2 separate regions of the Homo sapiens genome follow, and region 2 is linked to region 1. A link is an interaction called in ENCODE POLR2A ChIA-PET data of the cell type or tissue named here. Cell type or tissue: PC-9. All regions are shown on one strand. Links, peaks and the distances in the headings refer to the core of each region. The heading gives the core; the rest is flanking DNA.

Evidence for each region. Peaks named below come from ENCODE experiments on the same cell type or tissue, not always from the same donor. Only the 100,000 strongest peaks of a DNase experiment are listed, where the experiment ranks them.
Region 2: POLR2A ChIA-PET joins it to region 1 with 17 read pairs; 2 of 35 experiments call an interaction of 5 or more read pairs at or near these places.

Annotation. Positions count from the first base shown.
Region 1 is chr22:42,942,738-42,951,122 of GRCh38, forward strand. All of the region lies in intron 1 of PACSIN2 (protein kinase C and casein kinase substrate in neurons 2), which reads right to left. Among named protein-coding and RNA genes, the nearest start is that of PACSIN2, 68 kb to the right of the region's middle. RefSeq lists a silencer at 2,360-2,439 and enhancers at 3,930-4,822, 4,823-5,714. In PC-9, for the core only: no CTCF peak of the experiment used is centred there; DNase peaks (open chromatin) are centred at 4,634, 4,964, 5,624 and 6,574; H3K4me3 peaks cover 1,844 bases; H3K27ac peaks cover 5,689 bases.
Region 2 is chr22:42,623,930-42,632,146 of GRCh38, forward strand. It overlaps CYB5R3 (cytochrome b5 reductase 3), which reads right to left. Exons shown (of 9, transcript NM_000398.7): 3 at 7,449-7,521; 4 at 6,953-7,059; 5 at 4,223-4,352; 6 at 3,676-3,759; 7 at 3,375-3,460. Among named protein-coding and RNA genes, the nearest start is that of ATP5MGL, 13 kb to the right of the region's middle. RefSeq lists enhancers at 1-218, 7,582-8,083. In PC-9, for the core only: no CTCF peak of the experiment used is centred there; no DNase peak of the experiment used is centred there.

The DNA of each region.
Region 1 (8,385 bases), core at 198-8,197:
TGTTTTCTTGACTCTATCTCATTTTTCCATGTCTATCCTTATGCCCGCACCACACTGTTTCTTGAATACTGTAGATTTATACATTTTTGTAAATTGGGAAGTGTGAGCCCTCCAACTTTGTTCTCTGACTTTTCAAAACTGTTCTGACTATTCTTGGTCCCTTGCATTTCCACAGGGATTTTAGAATTGGCTTGTTGCTTTGGGATTTTGAAAGGGACTGCTGTGACTCTGTAGCTCAATTTGAGGAGTACTGCCATCTGAACTATGTGAAGTCTTCCAGTCCATGGATGTAGGATCTCTTTCCATTTATTCAGGTCCTTTTAAATTTATTTCAACAATGTTTTGTAATTTTCAGAATATAAGTCTTACACTTCTCTTCATAAATTTACTCCTATTTTATTCTTTATATACTATAATAAATGAAACTGTTTTCTTAATTCCATTTTTTGAATTATTCCTTGCTAGATTATAGAAATATCGTTATTTTTGTATATTGATCTTATATCCTACAACCTTGCTGAACCTGTATATTAATTCTAAGAGTTTTTTTGGTGATTCCTTATGATTTTCTTTATATAAGATCATGCCATCTTTGAACAGAGAGTGTTTTACCTTTTCCTTTCCAATCTGTATGCCTTTTGTTTTCTTGTCTAACTTCGAAGTTCCTGGTTAGACTCTCCAGTACAATATTGAGCAGAAGGAGTGAGAACAGACATCAAGGTCCTATTCTTCTGGATTGTAGGAAGAAAGCTTTTAGTCTTTCACTGCCAGCCCTGGAAGTTTTGATTAATACCCTTTATCCAGTCAAGTTCCCTTCTGTTCCTGGTTTGCTGAGTGTTTCTGTCATGAAGAGGTGTTGCTTGGGGTTGGGTGTTTTTTCTTTCTTTTGTTTTGTTTTAATGTTGCAGAACAGGCATCACCAAGGACCTAATTAACTTAGATTAAAACCACCTGACATTATATATTTTGATGAATTTCAAGTGTCATAAGGAGCCAAATAAAATCCATTTTAAGCAACTCAAAGAAAAGCAGCTTATTCTCTGGCTTTGAGAAAAGAAATTTGTGATAATAAGGTATCAGAGGAAAACATGAATGTGTCCAAAACTTACGTTAAACTTTTGCACAATACAATATAGAAAGCAAAGAAAGAAAAAGACACAATTGATAAAAATCTTATTACCTAAAATACATTAAGAGCTGATATGAAGACAGAGGATCCAATTCCACTGGACAAAGAAGTTGCTGGAGAGGAACAAACAGAAGAGGAGATGGCTGGGCAGAGACAGGAATGCTCACTAAGTTCTACCTGCTAAGCCAGACTGTGTTGGTAGTCCTGGCCACATCAGTAGTGAAAAGTCCACACAAAGCCCCCAGCCTCTCCTGTCTACTGTGTTGTCCACTGAGCAGGCCTCGAGTGGCAGCTCTCAGAGAGTGCTGTCTCCTTAATCAGCCTGGCCTGAGGGACTCTGTGGAACCGCACCCCCAGCCATCCTACAAGGGACACACAGATCAAGCGAGAAAGACATTTGTGTTAGGCTAAGTCTCTGAGACTTGGGGTTTGCTTGTTACTGCAATGTAACCTAGCTAAATATAATACAACAAATTCCCATGCAGGAAAAAAAAGCACAACTTCCTTTAAAATATGGAAATAACTTGTAAAATAAGGAAAATTAATATGACAATGCCAGTTTTGGTGGGGCTACAGGAAAACAGAAATGTACTCTAACATTGCTAATAGGCTTCATGGAAAAATCTGAAAATACAGAACAAGGCAGATAACAGTTACCAACCTCTGACCCTTAAGTCCCACTCTGGGGAACATGCCCCAAGCAAATAAACTCAAAGAAAAAATAGCTTGGACAAAATGTTCATCACTGCAATATTTATAACAGCAAAAATTGGAAACGAGTCAGCTGCTCAAAGCTAAGAAAACAATGACGAGTTGACAGAAAGGACACAACACATCCGTTACAGAGAACTAGCAGGTGAGCTATTTTCCATCCGAAATTGGGTATAAGCAAAAAAGGCAGAGTGGCACAGCGCATCCACTACACATCAACTTATAAGGTGAGGACTGTAGCTGGGCGCGGTGGCTCACGCCTATAATCTCAGCACTTTGGGAGGCCAAGATGGGTGGATCACCTGAGGTCAGGAGTTCAAGACCAGCCGGGCCAACACAGTGAAACCCTATGTCTACTAAAAATACAAAAATTAGCCAGGTGTGGTGGTACGCCCCTGTAGTTTCAGCTACTCAGGAGGCTGAGGCAGGAGAATCACTTGAACCTGGGAGGCAGAGGTTGCGGTGAGCCAAGATCATACCACTGTACTCTAGCCTGGACGACAGGGCAAGACTCGTCTCAAAAAAAAAAAAAAAGAGGCAAGGGCTGTGTCATCTCCGTATCCCCAGTGCTTAGCATGAGGTAGATGCTCAAATGAGTCTGCACAGTGACTAGATGTACGCACCGGCAATTACCAAGCTGACAGAAGCAAAATCAGTGGGGGACGAGGGCAAGAGGAGTCTTTGGGGAGGGAGCTGACACTCACCAGCTCATTTCTGTAGTGGCTGCAGTGTGCCTTCTCTCAACCTCCTCTGCCTGTTTCCTGGCTGCTGGCGCTCCCCAGGTTCTGTCCCAGGCCCTCTCTCTTACGTCTTCTGTGCCCACACACCAAACCACCTTTAACCTCAAGCCCCCTGATCTGCTGTCTGGCCCAGACCCGCATCTCTGCCTACTGGATGCCTCCACTTGGCCATCACACAGTCCTTGCAAACTATCCCCTTCCCTATGAGCCCACTCCTGTTCCTGGGTTTTCTACGTCAGAAATGGTCCCACCATTCATTCACCCAGCTTCTCAAGCCAGAAACTCCTCTTCTTCCCACACCCAACCCCCCTCACCACTACCACATTCAATCAGCTTCCAAGACCGGACTACATCAGCTCTTCAATATCTCTTGAATCCTCCCACTTGGCTCTGTCCCCATGATGATAGCTACCTTCGCTAAGGCCACCATTGCCTCCTGCCTAATCCTTAACAACGTCCTAACTAACCTGCAGCCACTTGTTTAGTCCCCGACTCCCTTCATTCTCCATGACATTACTGTGACTCTACCATGGTGGTTGGAATGTCTTCTGGAAAGATCAGGTTTTGCCTCTACTCAAACTCCTCCCCCTACTTCCTCCCGAAGCCAGCAGGGCCTCCAGGCTGTAACTACTGCTCCTCCAGCCTCACCACTCACACCACACTCCTGGCCACACTATACACGCTCTGGCCACCGTTAATCACCTGTGTCTACCAACACAAGCACCACACTCCTATCAGCTCCACCCCTTCACACACACTGTTCCCTCTGAACAAATGCACAAATGAATTAGAGGAGGTGGAGGAGAAATCAACTTCTCATAGCCAAATAGTTTCAAAAGCAAAATAATAAGAATCCTTCCAATTACTTTTATAACATAAAGAAGTGTTTAAACTGCATGTGAGCATAACATACCTAATATAATCCAGGGTAGGGTCTCCAGAAGTATGGGTACCCCAAACCTGCCACAGTCTAAGGGGGAAGTAAGGACAAAGCTAATAAAGCCAAAGGATTTGTCCCTGGGGGCAGGAGTGGAAGCACTCACTGACTGCCACTGCATCCAGGAAGGAGGCACACATTGGCCTCTGAGCCTGGCGAGAGCAGCAATGTACCACGGGCTCACCCACTACTTGGGAGGCTGAGGCACAAGAATCACTTGAACCCAGGTGATGGAGGTTGCAGTGAGATCGCACCACTGCACTCCAGCCTGGGGGAAAGAGCAAAACTCTGTCTCAAAAAACAAAAAGAACAAGTGCTCACTGATTTGCCACCATGTCCCCACAGCAAGAAGCCCCAGTTACACAACACACAAAGCTGCCTGCCCAGGACTGATGCAGTGTTATTCCAACATAATCTTAGGATCCCTTCACACAGGCATGCGCACACACATGATCCTCTCTCGTCCAGCTGGGGATCAGGACTTCAGAGCACATGAGGACGCGTCAGCTCATCTCTGCCACCACTTCCCTCGCTTCTGGTGTCCTCACATCCTAACCACAGTATTTAACAACTGACAGATGGCCACAAATACAGGAGACATGTGGACCATGTTGCAGGGAGCTGGGCCGTGGGTCCGGGTACCTGCGCTTCCCCTCTGATGCCTGAAATTCTCTGTGCGGCTCCATTCCCCTTCGTGCCAGTCTTCAGGATCATGCCAGAGCAGCCACGGCCACATACTTCCCGACGACGCCTCCTCTCCGTCAGAGGCACCTGCCCAGTGGGACAGCTCTCCCTTAAGCTGCAAGTTTTCCAACTCAAGAGACGCACTTAAACCCTAAAAAAGAAAACTCACACAGGCCCAGATGAGACAGAAAGATTCTCCTGGCATAAATAGAAGGAAAAAATATAGAATGGGTCAGGAGGCTGCCCTTTGTTCAGGTCAGAAAATAGGGGCATTCACAGGCGGCAGAGTGAGCAGGAAGGAGGGAGAAGAGGAATGCTCCAGGCCACCTTCGAGGTCTGCTGTGCCAGGTTCCCAAGACAGACAAAGAGTATTATTGACAACATGCATGAGTCAGAGTGGCCCCAGGTCAACGCTTCAGCTTCTTTCAACCCCTCCACTTTCAGGCAGCCCCTTCTAGAAGCAGGACTTCCTGTCACACAAAGGGCCTCTGTGGCCCTTTGTCCACAAAAGAGGAGCGGCCTCTTCCCATGCTTGGAGGCAGCCGTTTCAGAGGCTCTTCCCTACCCAACAGTCTGATGAGTGGAATCCTCAAGAGGAGCTGAAGCCCTGGTCTGAACAAGCTGAATATGAGAGACAGCAAGAGGGGACAACACCAAAGAACACGCTAGCCTGGATGCACAAATCTAGAAGGTCTCTGAAATCTGCATCTATGAGTCTTCACAAGACCCCTGGGGGTGGGGGGGGGGACCTCTTAATGATCCAGCTGCCTCAGGCAAAATACCTAAGAGCTCTGCGCCTGACACTGCTCATGGGTAAAATAGAATCCAATCTGCCTGACAGGTTGCACGGATCAAATGGCATCCGGCTGGGACCTGGCACAGTGCCTGGAGTATGGGGACCTTCCACAAGCATTGGCCAGGGAGAAGGTGACTGGGGCCAGGCTCCACGGCAGCCCAGCTCCTGAGCCCGTAAGCCAGGTGCCCCCACACTGGGGCACTCCATTCTCACAGGGTCGATGGACACTTGAACAACCTCCTCCAACACAGCGGCCAAGAGCTAGGAAACAGTTCTGCACAACATGCTACGGGGACACATAGAGGGTCCAGAAAGGGTGCCCAGGGCTGATGTTTCAGTGGGAATTCTTCAGCAGGAGCAGCAAGGAAAGGCATCCCAGGTAGAGGAACCTGTGTGACAAAGGGGAGTTAGAAACCAGCCCAGTGCAGGGTCCCGCTGGTCCTGGAGGGCAAACCCTGGGAAGCTGCTGTGGCTGTGAAGGAGGGGAGAGGGGACTGACAAATGGCAGGGCGCTGAAGATCAGACACCAGCTCAAGTCACTAGTTACTCCACCACAAGAGTGACTTCTGCTCCATTTACCTACCAGCAATAAAAAGTAGAATGTCCTGATAAAAGCCCACCATAAGAATGCTAGGTAAGCATGGACAAGAAGAGGTCACACCCATCAGAAGCGCTATCTAGAAGTGAACTACCTAAATACCTTCTCAACCAGTACTATAAATATGTGCCTTTGAAGTTTAAAAAGCCACACGAGCTGGGTGTGGTGGCACATGACTATCTATAGTCCCAGATACTTGGGAAGCTGAGGCAGGAAGATCACTTGAGCCCAAGAGTTTGAGGCTGCAGTGAGCTATGATAGTGCCTGTGAGTAGCCACTGTACTCCAGCCTGGGCAACACAGTGAGATCCCATCTCTAAAAAAAAATTTTAAGTACAAACCATGAGAGGATTTGGTTTTCAAATATTTTCTGGGCATCTATGCACTCAACTATGGTGCCGCTTTCTCAAGAAAATATTCTATTTCATTCAAAGGTATCAGCTAGAGCCAAAGCACTCTACTGTAGAGAAGAATATGGAGCCAGTTTCGTGTGACAAACTGATAAATGAATTCTAACTTGACAGTGCTTTTATTTCTAAAAAAAGTTCACATAAAATGAACTAGCCAGTAATTTGGAAAAACAAACAGGGAACTCAATTGTCAGGCAACAATCTGAAACTAATAGGCTTAAATCAAGCATAAAATTAATAGCAAAAGTTTCCCTTAAACAAGGGGAGTGGGTCAGGCATAGTGGCTCACGCCTGTAATCCCAGCACTTTGGGAGGTGGAGGTGGAAGGATTGCTTGAGCCCAGGAGTTACAAACCAGCCTGAGCAACAAGGTGGGATCCTGTCTCTATAAGGACAAAACATTTCTTAAATAATAGGTGCACATTTTAACTTCTAAGCTACCTTCTTACCAGCAAAATGGGAATAAAGGTGGCTGACCTACACAGAGTAGGAATTTAAATGACACATTGTATGTGAGTGCCTGAAAATGTCAGTCTCCAGCCTTCCCAGCCTTCTTGCTCCTAGTATGACTCCTCCTGGCCTCTCTGGCAACTCCCACCCCACACAGGGAGGATATGGCTTTGGCAAGCAGGACTTACACACCCATTCTCAGCTGTGCCACTGAGAACTCTAGAAACACAAAACAAAGACCTTCAACGTTAAGCCTCATACACACACGCGCGCGCACGCACACACACACACATTTTGTGATGCTAGCTGCCTAATAAACATTTCCAGTGACCACTTATAAAGGGGAAAAATTAATGACAATTCTTATTTATGATAAAATGCCGAATTACAATATACAATAATATTATCTGAGAAGCCCTGAAGAAAATGTCTTGGTTACTCTCTTGACTTCATTACAATACCCAATACCCCCACTACACACACACATACACTCACACACACACACTCACACACACTCTCTCACACACACACACACAGGCAGAAAGAACCTGTCCTTCATAAAAATTTGTCAGTTTGGCTGTCTCAAGACATAGCCTGTGTCCCAAATTCTTAAATATTTTCAATAAAATGTTTAATTTATTCTAATAAACTGAGTAAATATCAAGCCAAGGAAATTGATTTTACAAATTATTTTACATCTATCTCTCCCAATATTCTAAAAACATTTACTTTCTGAGTGCCAGAAACCTTGCTAAGAGCTAGGGGATGGAAATGAAAACAAGTGAATAACACCATGCAGGCCCTGCGGTCCAGGAGCTCACAGCACACTCAGCCCTTCATACCCAAGGGTTCCACATCTGTGGATTCAACCAGTCAGGAATCGAAAATATACGGGGGAAAGAAGTGGGTAGCTGCATCTGTACTAAACATGTACAGACTTTTTTTGCTTGTCATTATTCCCTAAACAATACGGTATAACTATTTACATTGTATTTATATTCTATTAGGTATTATAAGTAATCTAGAGATGATTTAAAGAATACTGAAGAGTATACATAAGTTATATGCAAATACAACACTATTTTATATCAGAGACGAGCATCCATGGATTTTGGTATCCTTTGGAGGGTCCTGGAACAATCCTCCAAGATACAAAGGAACAAATTGTCTAAATACTAGGAAAGATAAGACAAAGTCATACCAGATTAGGCTGAGAGGGAGGGAGGGAAGGGAGTGGGCAGGTGGGCAGGCACAGCATTTTGGTTGAGGAAAGAAGGCCTGCAGCTGCACAGCCTCCTAGGAGACAGCATGAGGTGGACTGACGATTCACGCTGCTGTCCAGGCACAGGCTCAGGAAGGGCTCTGAAGGCCTGTGCAGCCACCATTGCTGAAACTGACTGAAAACAGCAGCCCCAGCCAACTAGTGCAAAGTTAGCTTACAGTAACATTCAACGCCATAAGTAGCATTCTTACGTCTAAAAAGCTGAACACTTGGGCTTTATCTAAAAATATATGTTTAAGAGTGGGTAATTACCTAGAAAAAAAGTCCAGATGGCTATGTACCAAAAATGTGAATTCTTCCATTCAATGAAATGTAATGCAGCCTTACTTACCGTATGCCAGGCACCTCGCTGGGCCTGTGGGGTCCCGGGATGGGTAGAAGTGACAAGGCCCCTGTATATATTCCAGTAGGGGTCAGGGGATTTCAAAGCCACACCAGTAGGTAATGTAGCGGCAGACAGCATTAAGGGCTGGGGGAAAGCATGAAGCCAAGTGGGGGACAGAGAGTGACAGGGTCTACCTGGACATATGGTGGTCAGGGAAGGTTGTCCTGAGTCTTGAATGAACATCTCTGGGTGGTGGAACATGAAAGTCTGGGCTTTTGCATATCTGTATCACTTAATTGTTCTGCCATAAGAATACACTGATTGA
Region 2 (8,217 bases), core at 1-8,000, 320 kb before region 1:
AGACTGCCCCTGGAGACACTCAACAGAGACGCGCCTCGTCATCGCGCCCGCCTGCGGGCCACACGCTTGCGGAGCTTTCAGGAGGGGACTCGGCCAGAGATCACCCTGGCACCCCTCTCTCCTTGTCTAGCCTAAGGAGCCCCTCAAAGCTGCTGCTGAAGGGGCGAAGGCGTTCGCTAGAAACTCAGTGTGTCAACTGCTTCTGCTGTTGTGAGGAAATGGGCTCGATGTCCCGAGAGTGGGAAAAATGGAAAAAACTAAAGGCGGCCAAGCTGCGCGACAGCAAAAAGGGAAGAGACGGGAAATGTGCCAAGATACTCCAGGGGGTCAGCCCGGGAGCGGGTGTAACACATACAATAAGCAATGGCCCCGTGAGAAGGCTCAGGATTTGCACCCTCAGCCCTCCGGCAAGTCTTTTTGCGTTCTGGGATCTCATTCAGGTTGTACCTCCAGAAACCAGGAAGTACAGACACCACTCCCCACCCAACCTGGCCCCCTCGGGCCTTGCCCACACCCATCCTCCTGGCTGGCCTGCGGCTCCCCCACCCCCACCCGGCTGTCACAGAGCCCTACAGAACTCAGTCCAGCGTCATCCCTTCCAGGAAAGCTTCCTGGACCCTCCAGGGGCTATCAGGGATCTCCCCCTGAATCCCCCACCCGACTCCCCGCCCCCCACCCCCGTTCCACCTCTGATCACATCACAGGCTGCTGCCCAGCGTTTGCAGGTCACACAGGGACAGAAGGGGCTCCTTAGGTCAGTGTGCAGTGTCCCTGACCTCAGGGAACTCAAAGAAACCAGGGGCCAAAGAGCGCTGCCACCCAGAAAGGGCTGCCCACTAACAAATCGCTACTGAGCTCCCAGGCTGGGCAAGGGCGGGGTGGACTCTCCCCAGGAGGCAGCCACAGACGTGACTCCTCTGTTCCCAGGGCTGGGGAACTGCACCCACCCTCCGCGTAGCCCAAGGGTGCCTGAATACGGGAATCACCAGCTCCTTGGTGCTCCCCTCCAGCAGATGAGCTGTGTGAGGGGCATAAGCCTCAACACATCCCAGGGAACACGGGGTGTTGAACAGTTTTTCCAGTTTCTGAGGGTGGGAGGCTGAGGGCCCTTTCTGCCCTAATGGGGTGAGGACAGGGACAGGGACAGGCTTTGGGCTAGATGAACTCAAGGAAAAAAATACAGAAAATATGGAAGAAAAAGTACCTGAAACCCTTCAGAAATAATGACTGTTAGGATTTTTGTGTGCATCTTTTCACTTTTCTTTTTCTATTAACTATGTGTAACTTTCTTTTTAGGCCAGGCATGGTGGCTCATGCCTGTAATCTCAGCACTTTGGGAGGCTGAGGTGGGTGGATCACTTGAGCTCATGAGTTCGAGACCAGCCTGGCCAACATGGTGAAACCCCGTCTCTACTAAAAATATAAAGAATTAGCTGGATGTGGTGGCGGGCACCTGTAATCGCAGCTACTCAGGTAGCTGAGGCAGGACAATCGCTTGAACCCGGGAGGCGGAGGTTGCAGTGAGCCGAGATTCACGCCATTGCACTCCAGCCTGGGCAATAAGAGTGAAATTCCGTCTCAATTTTTTTAAAAAAAGTTATGTCTTCCTCTCTGAGCTAAAGTGTGTCTCATGCTTTAATCCTCACCACCATCCTTTGAGGTGGCCACCGCCGCGACCCACCTGACAGATGAACAGAGGGATGGAACCTTGGGGGGCTGCTACTCGAGGGTAGGGGGCTCCCAGCTCAAAACCAGGCACTGAGGTCACGGAGGAAGGTAGGAGAGGAAACGAGCAGCAATGACCCGACTGGCACGGTTCTCGGAGTGTAGCATGGGGACCCCTGGGGTTGGGACCCTGGAGAGGATCCCTGAGGCCAAATGGTTTTCATATAATACTGAGACACTGGTATTTTTCACTCTTCCTCTCTCAGTAGATGGGGCCACTTTCCAGAGGCTGCGTGACTGGCAACATCACACAGATGGGATGTAGAAACAAACACAGGAATCTAGCTGTCCTATGAAGCCAGACATTCCAAGGTTTGCAAAAACGTAAAACAGAATGATGTTTTCTAAAATAGTTTTTTAAAAATAAAAATAGGCTGGGTACTGTGGCTCACGCCTGTAATCCCAACACTTTGGGAGGCTGAGGCGGGTGGATCACCTGAGGTCAGGAGTTCGAGACCAGCCTGGCCAACATGGTAAAACCCCATCTCTACTAAAAATATAAAAATTAGCCGGGCATGGTGGCACACATCCTGTAATCCCAGCTACTCGGGAGGCTGAGGCAGGAGAATCACTTGAACCCGGGAGGCGGAGGTTGCAGTGAGCCAGGATTGTGCCATTGCACTCCAGCCTGAGGGACAAGAGCGAGACTTTGTATCAAAATAAATAAATAAATAAAACCCTGGTTTGCATCCTGGTTTCAGCACTTCCCACGAGACATGCACAGTCAAGCCCCTCCCGGAGCCTGTGTTCGGAGGTATGAGATGAGGCGACCACACTGCCCTCGCTACCAGCTGCAAAGATGGCCTGTACAGGTGACAGACGGTCTGACGGCCTCCACAGACTCTGAACCAGCACCACCAAGTCTCACTGCTGCCCTCTCTCCCTCCACACCAGCCAGCTTAGAATTTCTGGCTCTTTCTCCCCTGGGCCTGGCAAGGCCATCTTGGTTGGCCTTGCGGCAGTTTTCTGCAGCTGCGGGGAGGCAGGGTGGGGCAAGGACCCACATCCAAGGACCTCAGGCAAGCATCTTCTCCCCCAAATCTACGTCATCAGTCACAAAACACTAACCTGAAAAGACCTTGCAACAACCCAGTTTCATCAGCTCATTCTACAGATGAGGGAGTGAAGCTCAGAGAGGGAAAGTAGCTCGTCCAAGACCACACAGCAGGCCAGGGCGGGCAGGCAGGCAGTGGGCTCGTGGACAAGGATATGAATCAGGAGCCAGAGACACCAACATTCAAATCCTGCCCTGACACCCTGTAGCTCAGGGGCTTCGTGCAAATGTCTGGTCATTTGTAAGATGGGCCCCTCCATGTCCAGGCCAGCATTCTTCCCACTCTACCAGTGGGTTCCACACCGTGCTCATGGTGAAGGGAGTTCTGAGTTTTGGAGGAAGCAGCCAGGGGAGGGGGTGCTCAGGGAGCTCCCCGCAAGGCAGCCCCCTCAGCCAGACACAGGCGCTGCACCACAAAGCCTGCCCGCCGTGCTGCTGCCAAGGCCGCCAGTGCACAGAACATTCAGGGCCCCCCATCCCGGTCATCCCCAGAATCTCAGCAGAGCTGTGCAGACCCCTGGAACAGCACCTGACCAGGCCCGAAGTCCCCTCTCAGGGTAAGCTGAGTTTCCCCATCATGGGGATGCCCACTGACCTGGTTGGCAAAGAGCAGGTGGCACACAGTGTGGTCATCAGGGTCCTTCATGATGGCGCGGATCACCTGCAGCATCGGGGTGATGCCTGCAAAATAGCCGGCCGGGCCTCGCACGTGCTGAGCGAGGCCTGTTCACAGGCACCGCCCCGCCCAGGTGTACTGGGGTGGAGGGGCCAGGACCACTGGGCCTGGGCCCCTGACCTCTGGTAGCTCCCAGGCACTCAGAACCTGCGCCTCACCCACACCCCAACCCCACCCTTAACATGAGCCGCCGGACGCCTCAGTGGGGGGTTCCGTGTACCTGTCCCTCCCGCGATCATGCCCACAGACTTCACTGTCCTGATGATAGGGTTGGACTTTTTGTCAGGTCGGATGGCGAACTTCCCTGGGGAGAGAGAAGGGGTGAGGCCCGGCCATCAAACATGCCATGTGTGGTGGCTGGAGAGGCTGGAGAGGGGGCTGGAGAACCTGCCCCCACTGTGAGGTCCGAGGTAGAGGCAGCTGCCATTCTAACGCGAGCCATGAGGAAGGTGCAGGAGCAGTGGAGAGGCTGGGAACCCGGAGGCTCAGCTCTGTCCTCTTGCTTGCTTGTTTCAGATGCTGAGAAAGCCAAATAGAGGCTGGCAGTGGGTGAGACGTGGCCCCCAGGAGTGGCCTGTCTGCAACCCCTGTGCCAGCAACTTACCCCCTCTACAGCCAGGGAGACTCAGTTCCCAGAGAGGGACAGCTGGCCTGACGAGAGTCACCCATCCACACAGAGCCAGGGGCCTGCACCCTGCACCCAGCACGCCCAAGCTCTCCAATTCTCTGAGCCTGCCGTGTAACCAAGGGATTCCGACCCGAATCACCTTTGCCCTGGTAGACCAGCAGCCCACTGGGGCCCCGGAACTCAATGGTGTCTCCAATCTGCATGCTCTCCAGGTACTGAGACATCTTCCCTCCAGCGGGAAACTTGGGATGGGTGTCCTTGAAGTAAACCTGCAAGACACCCCCGCAGCCCTCAGTCCCCAGCTCCAGGTCTCAGGGGCGAGCTCTTGCCCACAGTGGGAGACAAGTGCCTCTTCTGCAGCTTCTTCTGAGGCCCACACATGGCCTTCTCCCGTGGAGCCCCATCCACCCAGCCGTCAAATCCTACCTGTCCTGCACCCCGTCCTTCACCCCGTCCTCCCAGGAGTCAGCCTCCACCTGACATATCCGGGGAAAGCAAACCACCAGCCTCGTGTACAAGGCCGACCAACTCCAGGGCTGGATGCACTCACATTTCACCAACTGTCTCTGGGGCCCCCTCCCAACGGGAGACACTGAACCCGTCAGCAAAGTCAAGGCTCTGGGAGGCCCACTAAGCCACACTCCTCCTGGTGGACACTCAGTCCCTTCCGTTTTGTGCTGTCGCTAAAAACCTCCCTCACTCTTGGGACTACTTCCTGCCCTGCACTCTCTAGGATTACTGTCTTGGGAAAGAGAAGGGCCTCAATCCGACACCTACAAAGAAATGGGGAGACAGAGGAGGAGCGGCTCACCCTGCCCAAGGAGTCTGATGGATGGAGAAGGGGAAGGTGGCTGGGGGAGGGACAGCGTGTACACAGTGCCTCAGGGAGGGGAGCCTGTTGTGGCTTCAGCACAGAGGGTGGCTATGGGGTGTGGAGGCAGAGGGGAGTGGAGGGCCACGGACAGGCAGGCAGAGCACACTGTCCTGGGCCCTGGGTGCCAGGCCAGGACTCTAACCTTTATCAAGGACCAAGGGAGCCAGCCAGGTCTCCAAGCCAGGAGAGGCCTGGTCACCTGTGAGTTTTTCATCCTCAATTTGAATCCTCCTAATAGCTTCTCCACATTTGGCCAGAGAGACTTCAACGTGAACAGATGCTTGAGCCCTCATCACCTCCTCTGTGCTTCTGGACAAAGCCCCAAACCTTACTGGGGCCTCCAAGGCCCCGTCTGGCCCCACTGACCTCTCCCACCCCTTGCCCCAACCCTCCAGCCACTTCAATCCTTGAGCCTGCTGCTGACTTCAGGGCCTTTGCACCTGAAGCTCCTTTTCTTCCTTCTTCACCTGGTCAGTGCCTACTCAGCCCCAGATCTCACCTTCACTGTCACCTGCTAGGGAGCCACTCTCACCAGCCAACCCCACCCATCCCTGGTGGCCCTTCTGGAAGCTCGGTCGCAGGTACCTGTCCCCTGCAGGGAGCACTGGCTTCCCCATGACTATGTGTCCAGTGTCCGTCCTCCAGCCAAAGACGGGCTCCTGAGGCCAGGCCTGGGCGCCCCAGCAAGGAAGGAGCCCGGGCCAGGGCCCTTCCCACCCTTCAGATCCAGTGCCTGCCCCCAGACCTGGCAAGGTAAGGGCCTCAGCTACGGCCCAGTAAGGGGGCTCCAGGGGTACCTGAGGGTGCTGGGCTGGGGAGGCTATAGGGCTTTGGCCTTGATTGGGGAGGGTCTCCAACACCCCACATACCCACTGGTCTAGGCTGCTTCTCACCCTCTGTTCTGCAGGAAAGCTTGTATTTCTTTTTTTTTGACTGGCTCTCATTCTATTGCCCAGGCTGGAGTACAGTAGCATGATCTTGGCTTACTGCAACCTCTGCCTCCCAGCTTCAAGTGATTCTCCTGCCTCAGCCTCCCAAGTAGCTGGGATTACAGGTGCGCACCACCATGCCCAGCTAATTTTTTTGTATTTTTAGTAGAGACGGGGTTTCTCCATGTCGGCCAGGCTGGTCTCTAACTCCTGACCTCAGGTGATCCACCCGCCTTGGCCTCCCAAAGTGGCTTACAGGTGTGAGCCACTGTGCCTGGCTGAAAGCTTGTATTTCTAATTTTCATAAAAACGTCCCTGCTGGGGCCGTCATGCTGCCTCTTACTTCCCACTCGGCATGTGTGTTTCAGGTTCCGGGCTGCTGCCCCTAACGCCTGCATCTTCTCCTGTGAACCTCCACCTCGAACCCCGCAGCAGACCCCAGAAAGCCCATCACCCCAGCTCCCAGACAACACCACACGAGCCCCTCACATGTTTCCCTAGCAGGCCTGAGGGACATTTCTTAGGGAAACGGGTAAGAACAGGGCCTGCGTGTCACAGAGGCCCGGCCGCTGACCACGGTGGAGTGGCTGCCTCACCCCGCACACTCGGGACCCAACTCCCAGGGATCTCCCAGCGTGAGAGCAGGGACGGGACTGCGCCGTCACACCTCGCAGCAGGGGCGTCTGTACCGCCAGCCGGCCTTCCTGGAGCCTCTGCTGCAGGTACCTGTCCTTGTTTGAAGGCACTTGCCCTGAACCCTGGCCCCTGTTCTCTGCCAAGACCCCCTTCTTTGGCTTTTGTTGGTAAAGATGACGTGCTATTTACTCAGAAACCAGGCACAAGGGAGCACTGGGTCTTTGGAGTCCGGGCTGCGGGGGGACATGGACTCGAGAGGGGCTCTAGAAGCCACTGCCCCTGCAAGCCCCTGAGGAAGTGGGGCAGCCATGACCGAGGCTGGGCTGCACAGGGCAGGAGCGGGAGACTTCCCTGTCCAGGGGGTCCACATGGGCTGTTGCCATGGCCACCCACCCACACCCCCTCCACAGTCATGACCCAGAGGCTTCACCTTGATGACCAGGTCCACGAAGCCCTTGTCATCATCGCTGGAGATGGGTGTATAGGGCCGGACGACCAGGTTTCCATCAATTCGAGCCGAGAGGTAGATGTGCTGGCCTGCAGGACAGAACGGGGTCACTCTGGGCCAGAGATCATCCTGCGGGTGACCCCTGGGTCTTGTCAACCCACTCCCCTGCACCCCACCCGGCATTCAAAGCCTGGCCTGGCGTCAGCTCCCACGGCCCCCTCCCACCCCTCCCGGGGATTCCCCTCACGTCCCAGCTTCCTGCCTCCATGCCTTCACTCCTGCTGGTGCCACTGCCAGGGACTCTGGGCCTTCCCACTCTCATTCCAACAGACTCGCCCTCAAAGGCCCAGGGCAGCTGTCACCTCCTCCTGAAGGCTTCCCTGCTCTCCCTGGTGGAAATGTAAAGCTTCCATCTCTCTGATCTAGTGCCCCAGCAGCCTGCCGGGCTCCGAATGGGCCCAGCAGGGGCGTGACTCACCGACAGGGAGGCCCAGGATGTGCTGGGGTGACGGCAGGGCAAAGCGGAAGCGCCGGGTGTCATGGCTGATGATCTGGAGAGAGGCCCAAAGCTGCTGAACGGTCCCCAGGGCAGAGGCCTCCCAGGGCGGCTCCCAGGCCTCGGAGCCCCCATCCCATTCCTCCTTTGTGTCCCCACCCTTCCCCAGTGCCTGCTTGTCCTTGTAAGACGTGACGCCGACGCCAAGCACAGATGCACACACATGCACGCTGCGTGTGAGGTGCTGAGGCCAGGCGCACGCTGGGTGTGTCTGTCCTGCTGGCCTAGAGGGGCCACAAACAAGGTGGCCAGAACAGGGAATGAACCCAGGGTCCCAAAGGGAGGATGCCAGACAGGACGGGGAGGGAGGAATCCATCTCTGCCATCAGCTCAAGCAGTGGCCTGAAGGGGCAGGAAGAACTTGAGGGCTGGATGGGCAAACTGGGGCAGAGCTAGACAAGGCTGCACGTGCCCAGGCCTGCATCCCAAGAGAGGGGCTGCAGAAGCCACTGCACCTGAGAGCCCCTTGGGAAATGGGGCAGCCAGGACTGAGGTGGGCTTCACAGGGCAGAAAGTGGGAGCCTTCCCTGCCCAGGAACTCCAAGAGCCCAAAGCCAGGCTTCCACCCTGCACAGGGTGGGCACCCAGGGCATGGTCAGTGGCTGGGACAGTGGCAGAGGAGGAGGGGGGCTGGCTAAGAGCCAGATTGGGCCAGGGAAGGAGCTGAGACTAAAACCCCTGAGGTCTTGTT